5 separate regions of the Homo sapiens genome follow, and all the other regions are linked to region 1. A link is a contact called in ENCODE Hi-C or POLR2A ChIA-PET data. All regions are on one chromosome and are shown on one strand. Each heading gives the region's core, a stretch centred on a gene start or an enhancer-like site at or near the end of the contact. The rest is flanking DNA. Distances are from core to core; before and after follow the strand shown.

Region 1 (2,700 bases), core at 71-2,570:
TTTGATTAAGGTCACGCAGCTAGTAAGTGAGGGAGCCAGAATATAAATCTAGACCATTTGAATCTGGATCAGAAGTTCTCCACGTTTGATCTCACTATAATCTTGTAAGTGAGCCGGGTGTGAAGGCTCACCTGGTACCTGTAATCCCAGCACCTTGGGAGGCCAAGGCAGGAGGATCACTTGAGCCCAGGAGTTCAAGGTTGCAGTGAGCCGAGATCACACCACTGCACTTCAGCCTGGCCAACAGAGTGAGACCCTGTCTTTAAAAAAAAAAAAAAAAAAAAAAAAAAAGGCCAGGCTTGGTGGCTCACGCCTGTAATCCCAGCACTTTGGGAGGCTGAGGTGGGTGGATCAACTAGGTCAGGAGTTTGAGACCAGCCTGGCAAACATGGTGAAACCCCGTCTCTACTAAAAATAAAAATTAGCCGGGCATGGTGGCATGTGCCTGTAATCCCATCTACTTGGGAGGATGAGGCTGGATAATTGCTTGAACCTGGGAGGTGGAGGTTGTAGTGAGCCGAGATCAAGCCACTGCACTCTAGCCTGGGTGACAGAGCAAGACTCCATCTCGGGAAAAAAAAAAAAAAATTCTTGCAAGTGGAGAGAGAATTGCAACCTTTGTGGCACCTTTAGACACTTCCAAAGCGTTTGTGTTTCATAGAGAATGCTTTTCTTTTTGATGTAAGTCTATTTCTTAACACATTAGAAAGAAAGAGAGTTTCCCGTGGAGGAGCTTTGTCATTGTCAGGAAATGCTGCATTTCAAGTGGTTTCACAGCTAGCATAACGTTGTAAAAGCAAAAATATATTCAAATTTATTTGACATTGCAGAGGCCCAAAATGGTGCTGATCAAGATGTCTGGTACAGTTCTTTTCACAGGGTGCTCTGATTTCATCAGCCAGCATTCCTAATTTAAAATAAGGAAAACAAAGGCAAAGTCCCCAGCTTCCCAAATCTGTACGATTATTCCTTTGTTTTCAATTCTGTGATGGAGATGATTTTTTTTTTCCCCTGAAGAAACGCAGATCTCCTTATTGGTGGATCTTTTTCTCTGCAAGAGGCTTTGCTTCTAATTTATTAGGTATTGATTCATATAATAAAAATCTTCCTTTTAAAAAACAAAGTACTACATTTCTTTGTTAAAAAAAAAAAAAAAACCCCAGGAAGTTCTTAAAATAGGAGTTCCTGAAATTCAGCGAAACACACAAATTGTGTTATTTTAAGGCAAGCCACTTGTAACCACATGTAAGTCAAGAAATAGAATTTGCCAGCTGTTCATAAGCCTCTCCACGTGCCCTAGCCCAGGCGCCCAGGCCCAGCCCCTCCCTTCTCTCTACCAAAATTAACCCTCAGCCTGACTTTTTTTTTTTTTTTTTTTTAAGATAGAGTCTCACTCTGTCATCCAGGCTGGAGTGAGGTGGCATGAGCTCGGCTCACTGCTACCTCCACTTCCCAGGTTCAAGTGATTCTCATGCCTCAGCCTCACCAGTAGCGAGATTACAGATGTGCACCACCACACTCAGGTAATTTTTTTGTATTTTTAGTAGAGATGGGGTTTCGCCATGTTGACCAGGCTGATCTTGAATTCCTGACCTCAGGTGATCCGCCCGCCTGGACCTCCCAAAGTGCTGGGATTACAGGCGTGAGCCACCGTGCCTGGCCAGCCTGACTTTTATAGCAATCATCTCTGTGTTTCTTTATAGTAATTAGTTATCCAAATGTGTGTCCATAGTTTAGTTTTGCCCTTTACAACTTCTAAAATGTTATTATTATGCCTCTTTTTTCTTATTCAGAGAATGTTGAATTCTCAAAGAAAAAAAGAGAATTTTGAATTGTAGTGACATCAGCATACGTTTTGAAGTATGTGAATATATATGCATATCTGAATATATATGTGCATATATAAAATTTTAAAATATCAATACTATCACTAGTAATATGATGACTAAATATAGTTTAAGATTTTCTTATGGTGCTTTTTTTTCCAGGAGGATATACCCCATTAGGGATTTATGTCAAATTAATATATCTTAAATTACTTTAAGACATTGTTTTAGCCTGGGCAACATAATGAGACCCCATCTCTATAAAAAGTAAAAAATTAGCTGGGCGTGGTCACACACGTCTGCAGTCCCAGCTACTCTGGAGGTTGAGGTGGGAGGATCGCTTGAGCCCAGGAAGTGGAGGCTGCAGTGAGCTGTGATCATACCACTGCACTCCATCCTGGGTGACAGAACAAGACCCTGTCTCAAGAAAACAAAAAACCAAAACCATTGTTTTGTGGGTGATTGAGTCCCAATCGCAAAAATTGTTTTGACATTCCATTTACTTGGAAAATATAAACCAATGAACATATGTATTCATTTTCCTCTCTATTGAGCAAAAGGTACATCCTGTTCATACCAATTTGCACCTTGGTTTTTTCACTTAACTACATCTTGGAGGTGACTATATATGTGTGTACACATGGGCCGGGTGTGGTGGCTCACGCCTGTAATCCCAGGACCTTTGGGAGGCTGAGGTGGGCGGATCACTTGAGGTCAGGAGTTCAAGACCAGCCTGGTAAAAATGACAAAACCCCATCTTTACTAAAAATACAAAAATTAGCAGGGCGTCATGGTACGTGCCTGTAGTCCCAGCTACTAGGGAGGTTGAGGCAGGAGAATGGCTTGTATCCTGGGAGGTGCAAGTTACAGTGAG
Region 2 (2,700 bases), core at 1-2,500, 490 kb before region 1:
TAGAGCCGACAGAATTTGCTGACAAATTTGATGTAAGATGCAAAGAAATGTTCTGGAGAAGGGTGAGACAGAGGTGCAGATGACGTGCGCCAGGCACCAGTCTCTCTGTTCCTCTCCCAGCGCTGCTTCCCCTCGTGTTGGCTGCATTTTCAGGCCAGCTCTTCTCCCATGTAAGAACCCAGTGTTCCAAGCCTGTGCCCTTTCAGCACAGTATGTCTAGGAAGCCCCTTCTTCAACAATCAGCAGTAGTTCCAGAGCCAATGCTCATCAGTCCAGCTTCAGGGACACACCTGTCCCTAAGCCAGTTGCAAAGGCTGAAGGGAAGGGATTCTCTCACTGGCCAGGTCTGGAGTCTTCCAGTAGGGTCAACATGTGAACCAAATGAGCTGAGAGTGAAGGAGGCAGCTCTCCCTGTGGGAGAGACAGTTAAAGTAGTGGTTTTCAAAGTGTAGAGATGGGGTTTCACCATGTTGGCCAGGCTGGTCTCGAACTCCTGACCTCAGGTGATCCGCCTGCCTTGGCCTCCCAAAGCACTGGGATTATAGGTGTGAGCTACTGCGTCTGGTCTATAGCATTTTGTTTTGTTTTATAGAGACAGCTCTTGCTCTGTCGCCCAGGTTAGTCTAGAACTCATGGCCTCATGACATCCTCCTGCCTTGGCCTCCCAAAGCCCTGCGGTTACAGGCATGAATCACTGCCTGGATGATCATAGCTTTTTTTTTTTTTTTTTTTTTGAGACAGAGTCTCACTCTGTTGCCCAGGCTGGAGTGCAGTGGTTCGATCTCAGTTCACTGTAACCTCCGCCTTCCAGGTTCAAGCTATTCTCATGCCTCAGCCTCCCGAGTAGCTGGGATTACAGGTGCCCACCACCACACCCGGTTGCTTTTTTGTACTGTTTTGTAGAGACGGGGTTTCACCATGTTGGCCAGGCTGGTCTCGAACTTCTGGCCTCAAGTGATCCACCTGCCTCGGCCTCCCAAAGTGCTAGGATTACAGGTGTGGGCCACCACGCCAAGCCTACTAGCTATTGATGATGATGATGATGATGATGATGATGATGATGATGCCAACGATGACAACGACGATGACCCCAGCCTGCAAAACCAAGGGCTGGCTAGCAAAAGCTCGGGGCTCGCTGAAGACTTTACGAGCATCGGCCACTAGGGGGCGCAGCCGGCTTGGGCTGCGCCGGCGCGCGGTGGCCATCGGGGGGCGCTGCGTTGCTTGTCTGGCGAGCGCGGTGACCGCCTGGACTACCTCCCTCTGAACATTCCAGAGGAGAACGCGTCGGTCCCGGCCAGTGCCAGAAGCCCCAACGCCAGGTCTGGGGGTTAGTGCAGGGGATGCAGGCAGGATAACAATTAGATCCATGGGGCACACCCTCCAGGCCCGGCGGCGGGCGAGATCTCAGAAGAAAGATCCCACTCCCAGGATGCTGAAATTCGATTGCAGTTTTCCAGCACTGTTGGCCAGCCCTGTCGCAATTCCTGGGACATTTATGCAGCAAGGTGGTTGTGGGGGCGGGGTGGGAATGGGATACCCACAGAAGATTCCGAGGAAGGATGAGAATACTTGGAAATTGCCTGCAACCTTTGTTTGTGTGAGTTTTTCTTCTGTGAATGAGCTTTCGACAGATTCTCAAAGGGATCTAGACGCCCAAACAGAGACTGTTCAGAGCTTTGTCTCTTTCTCCAGAAAGCCTTCCCTGATCATCTCTCAGACTGGATCAAGTGTCTCCTCTGGGCATGCATGCCCTCTGATCTTCCCCCACCGCAGCCTGACCCCTGCCTGTGCCTCCCCCATACAGCACAGGCTCTCATGTGTGGTGATGTGTCGGTGTCCCCCATGAAGGCAAGGGCCTGGGATTTCTCAGGCACCAAGATTGTCACCATTGTTGTCCAATACAGGCCTTAGATACCAAAGGAAAGACATCTAACAGACACTTGCTCTCTTACTTCTAGGCCTTCGGAAGTGCTGTCCCCTCCACCTGGAACATGGTTCTCCACCTCTTTCTCTTTTCTTTTTCTCTCTCTTTCTTTCTTTCTTTCTCTTTCTTTCTTTCTTTCTTTCTTTCTTTCTTTCTTTCTTTCTTTCTTTCTTTCTTTTCCTTCCTTCTTTCCTTCCTTCCTTCCTCTCTCTCTCTCTCTTTCTTTCTGACAGAGTCTCACTCTGTTGCCCAGGCTGGAGTGCAGCGGTGCAATCCTGGCTCACTGCAACCTCTGCCTCCCGGGTTCAAGAGATTCTCCTGCCTCAGCCTCCGGAGTAGCTGGGATTATAGGCACCTCCACCCCTTTCATCTTGCTCATTTCCCTACAGTAATCAACTCTCAGCTCCAACATCTCCTCCTCCAGGAGCCCTCCCTAACCACCCCCCAAGGCTGGGTTAAAGTTTGTGTTCCTCGAATTCACTTATTGCAAAGCAGGAAAATATTTGTTGAATGAATGACTGAGGAATTAGTGGTTGGGTCGGGTTCCCTGTATCAGCTGGAGGGTAACTTTCTGAAACGCTTTGTAGAGTCGGCGTTTTTAAAGAAGGGCTTTATTGACTTATGATTCACATACCACACAAGTCACCCATGTGTAGTGTATAATTCAATGATTTTTGGTACAGACAGTTTTGTGCAACTGTCACCCCTTTGTGGAGCCTTGAGCCACTCCTTGTCTGACACTCCTCCCCACCAAGGCCTTGTGTTAGGTGTTT
Region 3 (2,700 bases), core at 69-2,568, 470 kb before region 1:
CGTGATCCTGACACAAGAAAATACATGGACACGGTGGCGGCTTATTTCCACTACAGAGATACGGTGAGAGGGTGTTCTTTCCCTCCGCCTAAGTCTGGGAAGCAGGGCGCCCCTCCTCAGTCCCCAAGGGAGCAGCCTCCAGCACCGCGTTGCAAGCGCTAGCGAAGGCGGGTGGGGGCAGGCTCACCGTCACAGGTGCCCTCGGGGCCCGCGTGGTACCCAGGATCGCAGTCCCGGACACAGCGGTAGGAGCCGGGAGAGTTCTCACAGCGCTGCGACCCGCACAGGGCTGGGCCTCGCTCGCGACATTCGTCCACGTCTGAGGAGAGAGGTCGGGTGGTCGGATGTGGGAAGCAGGGAGGCAAGATGGGGGATACAAAGAGGGGAGAGGAGAGTCAGAAGGGGGAGGCCGGGGAAGCAGAGGAGAGGGCAGGAGAAGATTGGGGTAGAGGAGAGTTGGGGAGGCTAGGAGAGGAGGCGGGGGAAAGAGGTAAGGGGAGGGGAGAAGCGGAGGAGGAAAGACAGAGGTGGGAGGCCAATCGGCGAGTCGGGGAGTCGAAGGGAGGAGGGATCAGGCCGGGGCGGGGCCTCTCACCGAGGCAGGAGGCGAGGTCCGGGCCAGCGCGGTGTCCCGGAGGACAGATGCACTCGAAGGAGCCGTCGGTGTTGGTACAGATGCCGCTCTGGCAAAGGTCCTCCTCGCTGCACTCGTCAACGTCTGCGGGACAGGGCGTCCGAAGGCCCGGCCCACCTCCCGCTCCGCCTAACATTCTAGGCCACACCCCTCCACCGCCCCTCGGCTCTCCTAGGCCTCTCACGCCTTCCCCAACCTGCCTCACGCTACTTCCCTCCCTGCAAACACCGCCCCCCGACGGGTTTAGAACAGCTTCTTTACAATCACGGTCCAAATACCCAGACTCGGCCCTTTCATCTCCACGCCCCGCCCCCCCTCACTGCCTCGAGACTCCCACCAGCTGCCCCCTGATCCTGCTGGAATACCCCGGCTAAAAACTCGTTTTCCCCTTTTCGCCCTCTTCTCCCCGTCCCGCCTTTTCCTGCCCTAAGCCCACCCTTTCCGGGGCCAGGATCAGCCCGGGTACGAACCGAGGCAAGAGGCTCCGCGGGGTCCGGGTCGGTAGCCAGGGGCACAAGTACAGGCAAAGGAGCCGTCAGTGTTGAGGCACTCGCCGTGAGGGAAGCAGAAATCGCCCTCCAGGCACTCGTTCACGTCTAGGGTACGCGGGAGATTGGGCGGAGTCACGGGACCCGGCCTCCCAGACAAGCTCCGCCCACATCGCAGTAACCCCGCCCCCACCAATGCCAGGTTTCTAAGCTCCTCCCACAGCGCCTTGGTCCCGCCTCCACCTTTCCAGCCGGCTTTGCCCTGGAACCCAGGCCCTACTCCCAGACTCTCTGGCGGGTCCCTATGCTGCTCACCTGCGCAGGGCCCGGGCCGACCCGACGGCGCCCGGTAGCCTGGCGCGCAGCTGCAGCGGAAGGAGCCTTCGGTGTTAGTGCAGTGGCCGTGGGGACCACAGGGAGGGGCACCCGAACTGCATTCGTCCACATCTGTGGGGGGTGGGGGTGTTCAGAAAGGGTCCAGTCTCGGGACACACCCGACCAATCCCCTTGGAGTAGGGTGTCTGGGGGAGGTGGTGGGAAGTCTCATGAGTTGGAGGCTGGGGGAGGGCTCTATGGCAGAGGTGGGTAGGGCTGACCAAGGTTCTCGGGTTCCGGGGACCATGGTTGCAAGTCCTGTGGGTCTAGGTTTCTAGGAACTACCTGTGCCAGGATTTTGGAGTCAGGAGAGGGATCAGACAGGGATCAGAAATCAACTAGGGCAAGGGACCAGTCAAGTATTATAAACTAGGATCATTGGATGGGATTCGGCTGAGCCATGGGTCAGAGTTAGTGACTGGAATCTGAATCCAGTTAGGATCAGAAGTTATAGTCAGGGTCCAGAATTCTGCCTCAAGTCAGGGGCCAGGGTCAGGGATTATGAACCCAACCAGGTTCCAGAGAAGGGATTCTGAGAAGAGGCAGGGGCTGTGAAAGAGATAGGACCAAGAGTCACACAGTCAAGGTTATGGTCAGTGCTATGGTTAGTGGTTATGATTAGGGTCAAATGTCACAGTCAAATTCAGGAGTTATAGGTCACATTCAGGGCCAGAGTCATGAGGGTCACAATTGCTATCAGGGTATGGGCAGGGACTATCATCAAGGGTGATGGTTAGGGTCAAATGTTACTGTCAAGTTGGGTCTCAGGAGTCACATTCAGGGTCAAGAGTTGTGGTCCAGGTCAGGGTCAGGAGTCACAGGCTCTGGGGACTGAGGGACTGAGGTCCAGGTCAGGAGGTTACGGCCAGGTCATAGTTGTGATCTGGGTCAAGGGTCGGGGGTCATGATGCAGGCCCAAGGTCACAGCCAGGGCCTGGTCTCACCAGTGCATCTGCCACGGTGCAGGTGGTGGCCAGAAGGACAGGTCCTGCACTGGAAGGAGCCGGGCGAGTTCACACACTCCTGCCCAGGGCATGCGAGGTGGTTCTCACACTCATCCACATCTGGGGGGCAGGGGAGAGGGTGGCCTTGAAGAAGTGGTCCAACTCCCCCCTCACCCATCCACACTCCTCCCTCCCTCCCCGGCCTCACCCTCGCACTCGGAGCCAGCAGTGTTGGGTTGGAAGCCCATGGGGCAGACAC
Region 4 (2,700 bases), core at 100-2,599, 350 kb after region 1:
CGGGCACAGTGACCCATGCCTGTTAATCCCAGCACTTTGGGAGGCAGAGGCGGGTGGATCACGAGGTCAGGTAATCGAGACCATCTTGCCAACATGGTGAAACCCCGTCTCTACCAAAAATACAAAAATTAGCTGGGTGTGGCGGCGCGTGCCTGTAATCCCAGCTATTCGGGAGGCTGAAGTGGGAGAATCACTTGAACCCGGGAGGCGCAGATCGCAGTGAGCCAAGATCACGCCACTGCACTCCAGCCTGGCAACAGAGCGAGACTCTGTCTCAATAAATAAATAAATAAATAAATAAATAAATAAATAAATAAATAAAAATTAAGACAGTTCATTAAGCAGACGTGGAGACGGCCTGGAGTATGATAGGATTTTAGGATTTTTTTTTAAAGGCAGGAGACAAAGTTGTTAATCACAATTTGCCCATTATGTAGACTCTATGTGAATACAGACATGGAGAGGGCCAGGGAAAGAAGGAGACAGTTGCTTTGGGCATTGTAAGAAAACTCACTCTTCAATAGATGCTCTCTCTCTCTCTTTTTTTTTTTTTTTTTTTTGAGACAGAGGAGTCTCCCTCTCTCGCCTAAGCTGGAGTGCAGTGGTGCGATCTCGGCTTACTGCAACCTCCGCCTCCCAGGTTCAAGCGATTCTCCCACCTCAGCCTCCTGAGTAGCTGAGCTGGTATTACAGGCGAGGGCCACCACGCCTGGCTAATTTTTGTATTTTTAGTAGAGACAGGGTTTCACCATGTTGGCCAGAGTGGTGTCGAACTCCTGACCTCAGGTGATCCTCCAGCCTTGGCCTTCCAAAGTGCTGGTATTACAGGTGTGAGCCACCGTGCCCTGCCTTCAATAGATAGTCTTAAACAAAAACCTTAACAAAATAATCAGAGATATTGAGGGTTTTAAAAGAAATCTTTAGCATTTCAAAGGTTTGGACGAGGGGGATTGGATACATTTTTAAAATAAATTTTTTATTTTAGAATGGTTTTAGATTTACAGAAAAATTAAGGAGACAGTACAATTACGATTTGTCGGAATGTATAGCAGAATTTGCCCATAAAACCTTCTAGGACTTTCTTAGATCTTTTACTTCCTTTGTAAGTTCTTTGGTTATTGGTCCATTCAGACTTCCTATTTTTTCGTAGACTAATTGTTGCCATTAAAACTTCCATGAAGAATCTTCCATTTTCATCTTCATTTAAATTTTTAGGTTTAAAAAAAAAAAAAAAGAACCCTCTGCCTCCCCAGGCCCCTGGGGATCCAACCCTCGCTCCTGATTGGACATCAAGGATAAGGGGTGAGGCTTAAGCGCTGAGTGACATATTGAAAGTCGAGCGGGGAACTTGGACAGAACCTCTTGTTAGAAAGCAGGTTGGGGCGGCCGGGTCAACTCGTGTTTCCCGACCAGTTTGTGGACCTAGGAAACAGGGGTCCCTGTGCACAACAGGAGTGCTGCCCACCGGCAGGAGATGGCACAGAGGACCACAGCCTGGCTCAGTTCCCCTGCAAACATCATCCCAAGCGCCCCGCGCGCTTTCATGGGATGTTCGCGGAGCGCCCCCTGGAGCTCAAAGGCTGGTGGTGACCCTGGAGTTAGGCATCTGGGCTGCTTAATACATTCATTTCCCAAACTCTCAGGACATGGCTTAGCCCCAGGCTTCTGGGATTGCTCCCCAGGATCAGTTCCCACTTCCCAGTCAAGTTCCACCACCACGACCCCTTGCTTCACCGGGGGGTGAGATGCAGCTCACCAATTCCTCCGAAGACAGACATCCCTGTTACATGTAGGGAACAGCTTTTGTTGTTGTTGTTGTTTTAAAAAGCTCCCACCACACCTGCCACCAACAATTCTCAATGTTTTATTTTTCTTAAATGTTCATGCAAACAGAATAACAAAGTAAACAACCGTGTACTCACTATTTCACCGCTTAATACAGTCGTTTATTAAATTTCAGAAGTAAGCTATGCTCACCATAAAAAATGCCTAAACATTACGAAAGTCAAAAGCAAAACTCCAGGCTGTGGTCTTATCCTCCAGCTCATAGGGTCCCTTCTAGAGAACGTGGTTGTATTTGCAAATCTGCACTCAGAGGATGGGTGGGTTACAAGAGAGCACTCTATACCAGGGGTCCCCAACACCCCCGCTCCCCACCCCCACAGACGGGTACCCATGGTGGCCTGTTAGGAACCAGACCGCCACAGCAGGAGGTGAGCAGCGGGCCAGCCAGCAAAGCTTCATCTATATTTGCAGCCACTCCCCATCGCTGGCATTACAGCCTGAGCTCCGCCTCCTGTCAGGTCAGCTTGGGCACTAGATTCTCACAGGAGCGCAAACTCTATTGTGAACTGCGCATTCGAGGGATCTAGGTTGCATGCTCCTTATGAGAATCGAATGCCTGATGATCTGTCACTGTCTCCCATCACCCCCAGATGGGACCATCTAGTTGCAGGAAAACAAGTTCAGGGCTCCCATTAGATTTGACATTATGGTGAGTTGTATACTTATTTGATGATATATTATAATGTAATAATAATAGAAATAAAGTGCACAATAAATGTATTATGCTTGAATTTTCCCCAAACAATCCCCCACCCCAACCCACCCACCCCACCGCTGCCGTCTGTGGAAAAATTTTCTTCCACGAAACCAGTTCCTGGTGCCAAAAACATTGGGGACCGCTGCACCTCACAGTTC
Region 5 (2,700 bases), core at 101-2,600, 330 kb after region 1:
CTCTTTGAGAAAAACGTTAATGGACCTCACAGAAAGGGAGGACACCAGCTGGCTGTATGTATATTCTGGGAAGAAGGACATTCCAGGTAGAAAAAACCAGCAAATTCAAAGGCCCCGAGGCATGCTTGGTGTGCTGGAGGAGCAGAAAGGAGTGAACTGGACCTGACTGGACACAGTGGGAGGGAAGGAGACCAAGGCAAGGTCAGGTGGGACCGGGAGGCCATGGGAAGGACTTGAATTTGAAGCTGATGAGATGTGTGGCAGGGAGAGCATGGTGAGCTGAGGCGATGTGATCTACCACGGTAAGAGGGTTCCTCTGGCTCCCATGTGGCTACTAGGGTGGAAGCAGGATGCCAGTGAGGAGGCCACTGTGCAGTCCAGCTGAGATGATAGTGGCTTGGCCAGGGTGCTAACGGGGCGGTGGGGAGATGTGGTCAGATTTTGCATATAATTTGAAGGGAGAATCAGGTATGTAGGGTAAGAAAGAAGAGTCAAGGACCACACTATGGCGTTTAGTCTGCACAGAGGAAGGAGGGAGTGCCATTAACTGTATGGACAAGACTGAGAGAGAGTGTGGGCGTGTTTAGCCTCTGACTGGACCCACTGGCCAAACAGGAGCTTATACAAGACTGGCATTGAAGGGTGAGATCTGGGCTGGGAGTAGTTGGCATATTTATGGTATTAAAGCCCAGGATGGGATCACTAAGGGAGGGTGTATAGATGGAAGTGTGGGCTGAGAATGAGAGCAGGGAGGCCCGTGAGGAGGTTGCTGCAATAATCTAGGTGAGATGACAGTGGCCTGTACCAGGGCAGGGGCAGAATGAGTAGTCATTGGAGTCTGGGTGCATTTTGAAGGCAGAACTCACTGTGATTGGTTGTGGGTAGTGATGGAAAGAACCTGACAAGGGCTTCATGAGAACAGAATAGAAGCAGAAGTGAGACAGTGGTGTGACATTCCTCCTTTCCACTGGGCCCTGTGGTCTCTGCTTCTCTTTGCATTGGCTGCTTCCTGTTCTCAGGCAGCTGGGTTGGTCCTGGGTGGACTCTTGCCCCCACTCTATGTGATCTTCCAGCTCAGTTACCCGCAGCCCCTCAGTCTTCATTCCGAATTTCCCAGATAGGAATGGGATTTCCAGGGTCGGGTATCCAACCCTGCTCAACTCACTGGAGCTGGAGGGTTCCTATAGTGATGACTGTCTGCTCAGAAGGGCTGTGGACTGGGCAGGCCCCCCAAACATTCACAGTCACCATGTGTTTCTGACACTTGGTGTACAGGGCGGACATGTGGGTGGGCAGGTGTGGCAGGGGTTGGAGATGATTTGACCCTCTTTTGGCTGATGGGTGAGACAGACCATTTATATTGCCTCAGATGTGTCCTGGATTGAGCAAACAGGAAAGGGGATACCAGGAAGGTGGATCTGGCAGGCCTTGGGCTGTGAAGCGTTAAGGGTCAGTTGGGAGGATTCAGGCGCAGCTTCTGCCTGTTCATGGGTATTCCCAGAGGAGTCAGGGAGACACGCATTACTCTCAACTCAAGAGAGACACAGCAATGGCTGAGACACAGCAATGGCTGAGACAGCCTCCACCTTGCCCTCGCAAAGCTCACAGTCCAGTGGGGAAGACAACCCCAACGGCAGACAGTGACCAGGGCTGGGATGGGGAGGCAGAGGGGTTGGGGCCAGGATAGGGGAGCCACAGGGGGACTGTGGGAGCCAGAGGCAGCTCCTGACCCAGTCTGTGGTGTCAGGTGGGACTTCCTGGCGTGGGGAGCATGTAAGATGAGATCTGAAGGATGAGTCAAACAAAGCGTGCTTTGGAACTCCGCGGGGGACCACCTCGAGCCATATTGCAGAGGAGACTTAAAGTTTTGTGAACGTTTTAAAATTTAATAATTTTAGATTTACAGACAAGTTGCAAAGATGATACAGGGACTTCCCTATACCTACACCCAACTTCCACCTAGTGTTAGCATCTTACATAATTATTGTATATTTGTCAAAACTGAGAAATTAACATGGATTAATATTCTGTTAAACTCCAGACTTGAATCCTATTTCTCCTGTTTTTCCATTAATGTCCTTTTTCTGTTCCAGGATCCAATCCAGGATACCATGTTGCATTTGTTGGTCATTTCTCGTTGGCCTCCTCCAATCTGTGACAATTTCTCAGTCCTTCCTTGTTTTTCATGACCTTGACAGTTCTGAGGAGTACTGGTGAGATGTTTTTGTAGAATGGCCCTCAGTCTGAGGTTGTCTGACATTTTGCTCGTGGTTAGACTGGGATTTTAGGCTTTGGGAAGAATGCTCACTGAGGTGAGGTTAACCTGATCACTTCATGAAAGTGGTGTCTGCAGATTTCCCAACGATAATACCACTATTTTCCCTTTACTCATTTGTTAGAAGCAAGTCACTAAATCCAGCCCACACTCAGAGGAGAGCTAAGCCTGATTCCTGGAGGGAAATAGGGAGATACTTGGAGGCTGCACAAATATCCCATTTCTCCTTCAAGTTTACCCACACATTTTAGCATTCATCAGTGGACCCGGTCTGTAGCAGTTATTACCGTGATATTATAATGATGACTTTCTGTTTCCCTCATTTCTTTACATTTACTATTTAGAATTCCATATGGAAGATTTGTCCCTTCTATCATACTTCACTTATTTTATTTATACAATCATTAGTTTATTTCCGTGTGGAC

Evidence for each region. A loop is a pair of places that touch in the nucleus more often than their neighbours do. ChIA-PET counts read pairs that join two places held with the same protein, here RNA polymerase II (POLR2A). Pooled maps may share reads with other maps.
Region 2: a map of CD4-positive, alpha-beta T cell shows a loop between it and region 1 (12-fold over the local background). The contact joins two enhancer-like sites. A Hi-C loop is called at or near these places in 18 of 168 maps with a recorded cell type or tissue (A673, CD4-positive, alpha-beta T cell, CD4-positive, alpha-beta memory T cell and 14 more), 10 of 37 single-sample maps with no recorded cell type and 31 of 50 pooled maps. POLR2A ChIA-PET finds 5 or more read pairs at or near these places in 1 of 52 experiments (WTC11).
Region 3: a loop to region 1 is called in a pooled map, with 2.6 times the contacts of the local background. The contact joins two enhancer-like sites. A Hi-C loop is called at or near these places in 2 of 168 maps with a recorded cell type or tissue (HCT116 and naive thymus-derived CD4-positive, alpha-beta T cell), 11 of 37 single-sample maps with no recorded cell type and 13 of 50 pooled maps. POLR2A ChIA-PET finds 5 or more read pairs at or near these places in 3 of 52 experiments (CD4-positive, alpha-beta T cell, T-cell and activated B cell).
Region 4: a loop to region 1 is called in a map of naive thymus-derived CD4-positive, alpha-beta T cell, with 7 times the contacts of the local background. The contact joins two enhancer-like sites. A Hi-C loop is called at or near these places in 4 of 168 maps with a recorded cell type or tissue (CD4-positive, alpha-beta memory T cell, K562, PC-9 and 1 more), 3 of 37 single-sample maps with no recorded cell type and 10 of 50 pooled maps. POLR2A ChIA-PET finds 5 or more read pairs at or near these places in 1 of 52 experiments (Panc1).
Region 5: a loop to region 1 is called in a pooled map, with 4 times the contacts of the local background. The contact joins two enhancer-like sites. A Hi-C loop is called at or near these places in 2 of 50 pooled maps. POLR2A ChIA-PET finds 5 or more read pairs at or near these places in 2 of 52 experiments (Panc1 and activated CD4-positive, alpha-beta T cell).

What each region holds. Positions count from the first base shown.
Region 1 is chr19:40,142,416-40,145,115 of GRCh38, reverse strand. No RefSeq gene overlaps it. Among named protein-coding and RNA genes, the nearest start is that of MAP3K10, 48 kb to the left of the region's middle. RefSeq lists an enhancer at 464-613. Within about 2 kb of position 1,320, at least 7 of the 41 ENCODE cell types and tissues checked have a DNase peak (open chromatin) inside an H3K27ac peak, as active enhancers do.
Region 2 is chr19:40,633,166-40,635,865 of GRCh38, reverse strand. No RefSeq gene overlaps it. Among named protein-coding and RNA genes, the nearest start is that of LTBP4, 33 kb to the right of the region's middle. Within about 2 kb of position 1,250, at least 8 of the 41 ENCODE cell types and tissues checked have a DNase peak (open chromatin) inside an H3K27ac peak, as active enhancers do.
Region 3 is chr19:40,611,934-40,614,633 of GRCh38, reverse strand. LTBP4 (latent transforming growth factor beta binding protein 4) reads right to left here. Exons shown (of 30, transcript NM_001042545.2): 14 at 2,650-2,700; 15 at 2,442-2,561; 16 at 1,438-1,569; 17 at 1,105-1,230; 18 at 596-718; 19 at 188-319. Among named protein-coding and RNA genes, the nearest start is that of LTBP4, 12 kb to the right of the region's middle. RefSeq lists an enhancer at 182-729. Within about 2 kb of position 1,318, at least 36 of the 41 ENCODE cell types and tissues checked have a DNase peak (open chromatin) inside an H3K27ac peak, as active enhancers do.
Region 4 is chr19:39,792,025-39,794,724 of GRCh38, reverse strand. No RefSeq gene overlaps it. Among named protein-coding and RNA genes, the nearest start is that of LEUTX, 15 kb to the right of the region's middle. Within about 2 kb of position 1,349, at least 2 of the 41 ENCODE cell types and tissues checked have a DNase peak (open chromatin) inside an H3K27ac peak, as active enhancers do.
Region 5 is chr19:39,817,106-39,819,805 of GRCh38, reverse strand. No RefSeq gene overlaps it. Among named protein-coding and RNA genes, the nearest start is that of MIR6719, 11 kb to the left of the region's middle. Within about 2 kb of position 1,350, at least 3 of the 41 ENCODE cell types and tissues checked have a DNase peak (open chromatin) inside an H3K27ac peak, as active enhancers do.